2 separate regions of the Homo sapiens genome follow, and region 1 is linked to region 2. A link is an interaction called in ENCODE POLR2A ChIA-PET data of the cell type or tissue named here. Cell type or tissue: MCF 10A. All regions are shown on one strand. Links, peaks and the distances in the headings refer to the core of each region. The heading gives the core; the rest is flanking DNA. Region 1 has its middle 29 kb from the start of LINC02977. Region 2 has its middle 28 kb from the start of MIR4668.

Evidence for each region. Peaks named below come from ENCODE experiments on the same cell type or tissue, not always from the same donor. Only the 100,000 strongest peaks of a DNase experiment are listed, where the experiment ranks them.
Region 1: POLR2A ChIA-PET joins it to region 2 with 18 read pairs; 8 of 35 experiments call an interaction of 5 or more read pairs at or near these places.

Annotation. Positions count from the first base shown.
Region 1 is chr9:112,008,843-112,014,223 of GRCh38, reverse strand. No RefSeq gene overlaps it. Among named protein-coding and RNA genes, the nearest start is that of LINC02977, 29 kb to the left of the region's middle. RefSeq lists enhancers at 1,264-1,503, 1,544-1,593, 1,834-1,973, 2,084-2,133. In MCF 10A, for the core only: no CTCF peak of the experiment used is centred there; DNase peaks (open chromatin) are centred at 1,803, 2,053 and 4,363.
Region 2 is chr9:111,957,427-111,962,807 of GRCh38, reverse strand. No RefSeq gene overlaps it. Among named protein-coding and RNA genes, the nearest start is that of MIR4668, 28 kb to the right of the region's middle. In MCF 10A, for the core only: no CTCF peak of the experiment used is centred there; DNase peaks (open chromatin) are centred at 1,037, 3,087 and 4,587.

The sequences.
Region 1 (5,381 bases), core at 113-5,112, 51 kb before region 2:
TTTAAAGAAGTCTTATATTGGTCAGGCGCGGTGGCTCCTGCCTGCAATCCCAGCACTTTGGGAGGCCGAGGTGGGTGGATCACTGGAGGTTAGGAGTTTGAGACCAACCTGGCCAATGTGGCGAAACCCTATCTCCACTAAAAATACAAAAATTAGCCGGATGTGATGGCAGGCACCTGTAATCCCAGCTAGTCGGGAGGCTGAGGCGGGAGAATCGCTTGAACCCAGAAGGCAGAGGTTTCAGTGAGCCGAGATCACGCCACTGCACTCCAGTCTGGGCAACAGAGTGAAGCTCTGTCTCAAAAAACAAACAAACAAACAAAACAAAACAAACAGAAAAACCCTTATATTGAGTATTAGGATCTGTTTCTGGGCTAATTTGTCTCTCCTATTAATCTCTGCCAAATCCTGTGTGTTCAACTTTGATTTTATTCTTATAGTTTTATGATATTGTATGAAACTATATCCCATAGTTCTATAATTTTATAATTTTAATAGAGAGCAGAGCTAGTTTTCCCTGTTGGGCTTTTAGTTTTCAAAATTGTTTAGCTATTTGAAGCAGAATTCAGACTGACTCCTTCTATACCATCCAAATCCCTCTCCTCTTCCTCACTAGGGGCTGAAGAAGCTGAACACTCAAGTTCCCAATCTCCTTTGTTGCTCTGGGCAGACAGAAAGTACAGTTCCAGTTAATTAAGCAGAAGTGAGGTCTACTAGGGGAGTTTCTGGGAAAGTTTTTACTTCGCTGATACCGTGAACAACTGTGGCTGTTCCTTCTTTTTCCCCCTCTTTCTGTCTTGAAAGCAGATGTATGCTAACCATCTTGAACTTAAGAACCATTTTGTCAAGTTAAAAAAAAAAGTGAAGGCCGGGTATGGTGGCTCATACCTGTAATCCTAGTGCTTTGGAAGGCCAAGGTGGAAGGATTGCTGGAGCCCAGGAGCTGCAGGCTGGAGTGAGTTATGACTGCACCATTGCACTCCAGCCTGGGTGACAGAGCAAGATCCTGTCTCTAAAAAAAAAAAAAAAAAGAAATTAAGTCAGTTAAGCCAGGCGGCTTTGTACAGCTCTGTGGAATGACAGAACTTATAAAATGTCCTTTCTCTAGAGCTGTGGGGAAAATGAGGCAAATACTGTATGGGCAACCTCCTGAATGTGTTTCATTTATTCATCTATAATAGCAGGGCTTGGATAAATCTTTCCTATATGCTATGTGTGGGGCTAAGAAATGACCTTATTGTCAAAGGTTGATGAATGCACAGATACAGGGTAAGAAGCCAATCTGGAATGATGGTTTCCATTTTCCACTTGAGAGTTTAAGCCTGGGCAGCAGATACCTGCTCTGTGAACTCTTTACATGAGCAACTTCCCAGCACAAATTGTTCTCATTTCCCAGGCTCACATGTCCACCAGTCCCTACTTTCTGAGGATGACTTTTTCTGTCTCAGATTCCCTTGTGTAGGGAACATTCTCTTCCAGTGAACCTGGCTACCCCACTGGAGCTTGTGGCTGTAGGAGACATGCTTGGAGCCAGTTGTTACTACAGGGGCCTGAGATAAGCCAAGGGTACCAGATGACTGTGAATTACAGGCACTGTTGAGTGTGTGCTTTGAGACCAGAAAGAGGAAAGCTTTTTACTCAAAGCAGAAGTAAAACAGGCTTTTGTGGGGGAAGTGGAAATTAGCTGGTAGGAGTTCTTTGTACCACACATATAAAAATAGGAGTGCTCCTGGAGAGGAGTGCAGCTGGCAGGGACCTGTGGTTGGTCAAAGTGATCAGCAACGTTGCTTGCAAGCCAAAACCATGAGTCACCTTCAGTGGAGCCTGGTGTCCTGAATCCAACACTTTCCTTCTTTGTCCCCATAACTGTGACCTCCCTTCAGAGGTTTTCTGAGGAAACTCAAGACCTGTACCCATTGAAATATGGAGGGACAGCCTGACCTCTTAAGCTTAGAATGTTGAGGCCTGAGCTTGCTCTGGGGCTAGAAAGCTCTGATCCTAGGCCGGATAATTTACTGAGTTATTTGTCTTTGTTTTCTTTGTACATTACTCAGCCTTCAGGGCAGGTAGCCAGGACTTTGAGCTTTCAGGGCCCAAAGAAGAAGCCTGCACATCACTTTCCGTCCTGACTTTTTCCTCCTTCACTCTGAGGGATTTGAGCATGCTGCGCTAGGAGAAGAAGTGGTAGAGTGTTTTTGAGAGACACAGTCCTTAAGATTATTCCCCAAGGGAAGGAAAGGATATGCACAGTTTTTAAAATAATGGGGCTCTGTGGCCCACCCTCCATAGAATCTCAGGAAGATGACAGGGTGTCCGGGAGCCATGACTGCATGTTGAGCCTAGAAAGGTCTTTCTGACTCTGGGTATGGAGGCTCTCAGCTCTGGCAAAGATTTCCAGGGGAACAACAGGGATGTCCAACTTCACTCTATAAGCTTGGCCAGCAGGCAACTTGGTGGAAACCTCGTAGATAAGGGGTTGGCCCATAGGTCAAATCTGGGCCGTCGTCTGTTTTTGTATAACCTATGAGCTTAGAATGGTGACATTTTAAAGTGTTTGGGAAAAAAAATCATATTTTATGACCCATGCAATTATATGAAATTCAAATTTCAGTGTCCATAAATAAAGTCTTCCTGGGATACAGTCAAGTTCATTCATTTTCCTACTGTCTACGGCTGCTTTTAAGCAACAATGGTAGAGTTGAGTGGTTGTGACAGAGAGCTGCTTGGATTGCAAAGCCTAAAATATTGACTATCTGTTCTCTACAGAAAAAGTTTGTGGATCTCTGATGTAAACCAATGACCAGACATACCGCATGAATGTTTGGCTTCACATAAACACTCCTGGCCATTAGCTCTGGGACTGGGCATGGGATTTGGAGGTGGGGAAGAGAAGGCAATCCTCTCAACCTCTGAAATTAAATTTCCCACTAGCTGAGCAGAAAGGAAGCTCAGTGTCATGCCTACCATAATTTAAAGTAAGTAAAGCCATATGAACTTTCTGGAACATTCAGGTTTGTGTTGCAAATTGATTCCTATCATGCTTTATCTCATAAGCCTCCCTGGCAAAGACTTTCTATTAGACAATCATGGCTTTTGTTTTACTGGTTCCATTATGGAAGTAACACCCTTAGGTCTCCTCAATCTCAGCGTGTCCAAATCCTACCATTAGAGCCCAACTTAAACATTCTCCCTCCTCTCTGCCCCTAGTAGTCTTGACCTGCTTTTTCGACTTGCAGGTCCACCTAAGATTTTTCGGCATAAACTTACTTTCAGATATTATGACTGGTTTTCCTCAGAGTCTTGGACAATTTCTCCCAAATTAGAAAGTTTTGATGGGATGTCTCCACCCTCTGAATCTTCCCTGGATTCTGTTGCCCACATCACATTATGGTAATTCATTTACAGGCATACCTCAGAGATATTGTAGTTCAATTCCATACCACTCCAATAAGGCAAATATGGCAATAAAGTGAGCCATACAAGTTTTTGGTTTCTTAGTGCATATAAAGTTATGTTTACAAGGGTGTGGTGTCTCTTATCTGTAATTCTAGCACTTTGGGAGGCCAAGGAGGGAAGATCACTTGAGGTCAGGAGTTCAGAACCAGCCTGACAATATGGTGAGACCCCCTATCTCATGAAAAAGAAAAAAAAAGTGTCATTTTTATGCATTGGCATTTCCTCCAGGTGATGAAATTTTAAAAATTAGCTGGGTGTGGTGGTGCATGCCTCTGGTCCTAGTTACTTGGGAGGCTGAGGCCGGAGGATCGCTTGAGCCCTGGACTTTGAGGCTGCAGTGCGAGACGATTGCACAATTTCCCTCCAGTCTGGGTGACAGAGCAAGACCCTGTCTCTAAAATAAAAAAAAGTTATGAGTTATGTTTACACTATACTGGAGTCTATTAAGTGTGCTATCACATTATGTCTAAAATATGGACTTATCTTAATTTAAAAATACCTTATTGCTAAAAATGCTAATGATCATGTGAGCCTAATGATCATCTGAGCCATTTAGCAAGTCATAATATTTTTGCTGGTGAGGGGGGTCTTGCCTCAATGTTGCTGACTGCTGACCCATCAGGGTGGGGATTGCTAAAGGTTGCGGTGGCTGGGAAAATTTCTTAACTAAGACAACAATGAAGTTTGTTGCATTGGTTGATTCTTCCTTTCATGAAAGATTTCTTGGTAGCGTGCAATGCTGTTTAATAGCATTTTACTAACAGTAGAGCTTCTTTCAAAAATGGAGTCAATCCTTGCAAACCCTGCCAGTACTTCTTCAACTAAGTTTATGTAATATTCTAAATCCTTTGTTATCATTTCAACAGTGTTCACAGAAAATTCACCACATGTCAATTTCATCTCAAGAAACCACTTTCTTTACTCATACATATGAAGCAATTCCTCATTCATTCACGTTTTATCATGAGATTGCAGTAATTCAGTCACATCTTCAGGCGCCACTTCTAATTCTAGTTCTCTTGTTATTTCCACCACATCTGCAGTGACTTCCCCCCACTAATGTATTGAACCCCTCAAAGTCATCCATGAGGGTTAGAATCAGTTTCTTCCAAACTCCTGTTAATATTGATATTTTGACCTCTTCCTATGAATCACAAAAGCTTTTTTTTTTTTCTTAATTGAGACAGAGTTTCACTCCTGTCGCCCAGACTGGAGTGCAATGAAGCAATCTGGGCTCACTGCAACCTCCACCTCCCGAGGTCAAGCAATTCTCCTGCCTCAACCTCCTGAGTAGCAGGGATTATAGGTGCCTGCCACCACGCCCAGCTAATTTTTGTATTTTTAGTAAAGACAGGGTTTCACCATGTTGGCCAGGCTGGTCTCGAACTCCTGATCTCAGGTGATCCACCCACCTCAGCCTCCCAAAGTGCTGGGATTACAGGCGTGAGCCACCGCACCCGGCCCACAAATGCTCTTAAAGGCATTTAGAATGATGAATCCTTACCAGAAGTTTTTCAATTTACTTTGCCCAGATCCATCAGAGGAATCACTGTCTGGCCTTATGAAACGTATGACAGATCCAACCTTATGAAATGTATTTCTTAAATAATAAGATTTGAAAGTCAGAATGACTCCTTGATCCATGGGCTGCAGAATGGATGTTGTGTTAGTAGGCATAAAAATGACATTAATTTCCTTTTATATCTCAATCAGAACTCTTGGGAACTCTTGGGTGACTAGTTACGTTGTCAGTGAGCAGTTATCTTTTGAAAGGGATCTTTTTTCCTGAGCAATAGGTCTCAAGAGTGGGCTTAAAACATTCAGCAAACCAGTCTGTAAACAGATGTTTTGTGATCTAGCACTCTCTACAGGCAGAGTACATTTTGTATAATTCTTAAGACCCTAGAATTTGGGGAATGGTAAAT
Region 2 (5,381 bases), core at 111-5,110:
TTTGGATCCAAAAGAGAAGACTCTACATTGGTTAGACTCAAAGCTCAAGATAGGTGAAGAGGGAAGTACATTAACTCTCCACGTGAATGAGTGCTGGGCTCCAGTTTTGGAACAGAATTTGCCGCAAGATACTGAAAGAATTTAGGAATGAGATTTCCAGGTTGCTCAAAGAGAGCTTTGAGGATGTATGGAGAATAGTCAAAGTGTTAGAAGACTAGAAATGGGCAAACAGTGTACAGTTTTTTGAAGGGAGAAGGTAGATCCCCTAAACTATAGGTGAATGAGATTGACATTGCTTCCAGTCTCCCAGGCTGGGGTGCAGTGGCATGATCTTGGCTCACTGCAACCTCTGTCTCCCAGGTTCAAGCGATTCTCCTGCCTCAGCCACCCAAGTAGCTGGGATTACAGGCGTCCACCACCACGCCTGGCTAATTTTTGTATATTTAGTACAGAAGGGGTTTTGCCATGTTGGCCAGGCTGGCCTCGAACTCCTGACATCAGGTGATCCAGCCACCTCAGCCTCCCAAAGTGATGGTATGACAGGCATGAGCCACCGTGCCCGGCCTGAAAATAATTTCAAATGAAATATGAAAGGAATGGTTCCCAAGCACGTAAAAGAATCCTTTGCAATTATGAAACAGTACAGGTGCTCTGAGAACAAATCATGTCAGACAAATGTTATTTCCTCCTTTGACATGGTTTCTCCATGGTAGATTTAGAGGAGAGATGGACTCTGTGCATCACCAGATTATAAGAACCTCATGGAGCTTTCCTAAGGCAGAATTATGTGGCTCATCTGTAAATTATCAGTGGTGTGCTGGGGTCGCCTCATGCTGGCTCACAAGAGCTGTTTATGCATATACATCTCTTTCCAACTCTGTGTTCAATGACATCACCTTGGTAGTTTGAAATCTGCCATGGTAGGAAGTAGTTATGCCATGGAAATCAGCAAACATTACAAACAAACTAGGGTTTTTTTTTCTTCTGGGTAGTCAGCTGTTAAAACACTTACCGCCACAACACGGCATCTACGGCAAGTATCTGGTACAGTGCCAAGACACAGCAGGTGCTCAATGAATGTTGGCTGAAGAAATAAATAACTTGACCAAAAAACTAAACAGAGTCTCCCGTAATAAAATTGGGGTCAAGATAGAGACATCTTAGCTGCATGCTAGCGCAATGAAAATTTTAAAAACAAACAAACAAAAAGAAAAGAAAAGAAATAAAGAAAAAAGAATCAATGTCAAGTTGGAGGGAATTTTCTAAGACTGGAAAAAAAAAAAAAAAACTCTGCCCTTGGTCCTGTGAGTCTTGAGTAATCTTTGCCAATGTAAAGTCCTGTTCTTGGATTAAATGAGAACTAAAGTAACAAAGCAAATTATAAAATGCAGGGTGGGGTGGAGGTAGGAGAACATAGCAGCATGAGGTGTGAAAAGTGAATCTCACTATTCCAAACTGGCCAGAAGATGATTAATGCATTGTGCCCAGATCCAGGTGTCACACAGTTGAGCATTCAAAGAAGAGTCACTAGAGTGATGGAAAACCAAAACTTGCCAGATGAGGCTTGACAGAGGAATTATGAGTGTTTTCATTGGAGAAGACTCAAATGAGTGTGAGGTTGACCCCAAATATTTGAATGATTATCACATTGATAGGGCCATCACACTGCCCAACTCCAGGGACACTGTTTACACAGTAGTCTACGTGAAAAGCAGCAGACGCCCACAGCTGAGCAATGTGCAGTCTGTACAACTGAAAGCACTTGTCCTGCATATGGCAAGGTATCACTATTTCAAATAGTAGAAGCCCCTGAGAATTATGTTTCAGCTCAATTTCGGCAAGACCCTCAGAACTGCTGAAGAAGATCCCTCTTGCCTTCGATGGATTCAAAACAGAGGCTGAATGGCCCATGTCTTAGAGGTGGCATAGGAAATTCTGACAACAGAAATTCTGAAGGAGGGTTTTTTGTTTGGTTTGGTTTGGGGTTTGTATTTTTTTTTTTTTGTTTGTTTTTTTTGTTTGCTTGTTTGTTTGTTTTTTTTGAGACAGAGTCTCACTCTGTCGCACAGGCTGGAGTGCAGTGACGCAATCTTGGCTCACTGCAACCTCTGTCTCCCAGGTTCAAGCCATTCTCTTGCCTCAGCCTCCTGAGTAGCTGGGACTACAGACACGTGCCACCATGCCCGGCTAATTGAAGGAAGGTTTTCTTGGATGACTTTTTACATTTTTCTAACTCTGAGATTCACTAGTCCCAGAGATAGAAATTGTCATTTATGGAGCTTCTACTTGTACTAGCTACTGTGTTGGGAGCTTTATGTATCTAATTTAATGTAATATTCAGAACAGCCCTACAATGTGGATATTATATTTACAGATAAGAAATTGAGACTCACATATTAATTCTTTGTCTGTAGTCATTCAATTATTGAGAAATTTAGCCAGGATTTAAAGCTGAGAGTATATGATTCCTTTGTTCTTCCTGGAACACTGGGGATTGGAAGGAAAGCTCGCCACCTGCCAACCCCCCATCCCAGAACTTTTGATTGGCAATGTGACAAGTCTCAACAGTGGTGGTCATGTCTTATAGGCAAGACTTCATACATTGCCTGAGCTGATGACTCAGGCTGAAGACCTCCCCCTCTAGCCTTGGGATACCTAGTGCATGGGATCAGACTCTTGCTTTGCTTCTTGCCTTGGGCTGTCATCACATATTCACAATGCCCTGAAGAAAAGGAAGATGCTCAGGAAAACGTAGCCTCTGACCGAATCCTCCTCTCTAGACTGAAGGTTGCGAGTCAGATGGTTCTTTATCCTTCCTCTCCACCTACTACACTGAAACTCCGGTCTTGACAGTGACTCTGTGGCTCACAATCAGCCCCAGGATTGCTTGCTTGCATGGAGCCAGTGACAGACTGGAGCCAGTCCCTGGGAGCTACCAAGCAGCTGACAAACTGGGAAGCGTGATCTTTGACTCATTCATCCATTACCCAACTAATCAGCACTGCATAGCTTGGGTGTTCACAGTGTGTCACCGCACACCAGAGCCACACCTCTCCATGGCTGGAACAGCTTGCCTTGCTGGCTCCTGAAGCATTTAGAGGATGTTTGTTGACTGGGAAGAACCAGTGCCTTGACTATTACCTAATGAGCTGTATCCACCAGTCATGTAACTCTCCAGTGTGAGAATTTGGTTGTGGGCTGATGTTGTGTCTTGGGCAATTACTTTGGATTTATCTGGAGCCACCCCTGTTGACAGTGGCTAGCACTCACACCTAGGATTAAAGTCTACTTATTATCAGAGGGCAAACACCTGTCCTCACAGTGAACACAACTACAATTACAGTCAGGGATTCATATCTCATTCTCTTTCAGCCTCTCAAGTGCACAATTTATTTTTGGCCTTGCTATTTTTCTGTCTGAATTATTTCCCTGCTATCCAGGCACTCCAGAACCCAACATTATTCTGTTCCATCCCACCACCACCATTATTGTCATGTCTGTAAATACACCATCGAACCATAAAAATTGGCACTACAGACAAGACAATGCACAGAAGGCTTGTCCAACATAAAACAGAAACTGCCATGATGTTTCAACTCAATATCGTATCCTCCCCCACCTTAAATGAAGAGCTGTTGTAATGTGTGGCACAAACAATGGTAAGAAATTGGTAAAAGGCGGTACTTATCTTTATTTTTCTAGAAGATTCTAACATTGTCTTGGAATTCACCAACCTCAAAACTTTGTAAAGACATCATAATGAAATGCTGAAAGTGACTGAAAAAGGGCTGTACTACACACTAGTTAAAAAAAACCCACAGTGAGGCCGGGAGCAGTGGCTTACGTCTGTAATCCCAGCACTTTGGGAGGCTGAGGCGGGCGGATCACCTGAGGTAAGGAGTTGGAGACCAGCCTGGCCAACATGGTGAAACCCCGTTTCTACTAAAAATACAAAAATTAGCCTGGCATGATGGCAGGAGCCTGTAATCCCAGTTACTTAGAAGGCTGAGGTGGGAGAATCACTTGAACCCAGGAAGCAGAGGTTACAGTGAGCCAAGATTGTGACACTGCACTCCAGCCTGAGCGACAAGAGTGACATTCTGTCTCAAAAAGCAAAAAAAAAAAACAAAAAACCCACAGTGGGTTCTGATCTCCAACTCCTGCTCCTCTTCAGATGATGCCAGTGATTACCCTAAACCAGTGGGGCAGGTTGGGTCTAATTGTTTGTGGGCAGCCCATGTCTCCTGGTCTCACACAGGATGCCCTGCACTGGGATGTCTGCCTGTTTCTATAGGATCTTATTACTCAGCATCATCTTTCTGCACAAGCTGAAGCTGCAGTGTTTGGATGCTGAGTCTGAGAATAGCTGAGTGAGGCTGAATGCTCTGAATCTCCAACCCGAGGGCTGTGAGCATGTAATCTGCTGGGATTTTTCTCCTCTAGTGACTGTATTCATATATGTGGTGGCCAAGAAAAGGAGGTTTAAAGCCCCTCTGTCTGGAGGAGTTCCTTCCTGCTTGAGATCGGAACTGAAAATGACTCCTCCATGTGCACAATGCTCTGGTATTTCCTGGGCAACAGTGTTACATGCTTCTGCAGCAAGAGTAACTTGAGATACTGCTTTTTAATCACTTCTTGCCCAATATCTCATATTACACAGTCATAATCCTCTCATACTCATTCATCAGAAAGCAGAACAGTTGGTGAATAGCTTGAGTTCTTCAACTGCAATCTGTAAGGGATATAGTGAGGTGGTATTTGTGTCGTTTTATTGGAGAAATCAGGGGAAGGTTTGACTGGGGAGATATCACCTACCTACATCATTTTCTTTCTTTCTTTCTTTCTTTCTTTTCTTTCTTTCTTTCTTTCTTTCTTCTTTCTTTCTTTCTTTCTTTTTTCTTCCTTTCTTCCTTTCTTTTCTTCTTTCCTTCCTTCCTTCCTTTCTCTCTTTCTTTCTTTCTTTTTCTTCCTTCCTTCCTTTTTTTTTTTTTTGTTAAGACTGAGTCTCACTCTGTTGCTCAGGCTGGAGTGCAGTGGCACAATCTCAGCTCACTGCAACCTCTACCTACCAGGTTCAAGTGATTTTCCTGACTCAGCCTCCCAGGTAGCTGGGATTACAGGCATATGCCACCACATCCAGCTAATTTTTATATTTTTAGTAGAGACAGGGTTTCACCCTGTTGGCCAGGCTGGTCTTGAACTCCTGGCTTTAAGTGATCCACGCACCTCGGCCTCCCAAAATGCTGGATTACAGGCGTGAGCCACCGTGCTCAGTCATTGACTACAGCAGGAGACATCTCATATCGTGGGCTGCAGAGAATTCCAAAGAATGCTACTTCCTCATTAGAGCCATCTTTAATGGATATTCCCTGAAAGAAAAA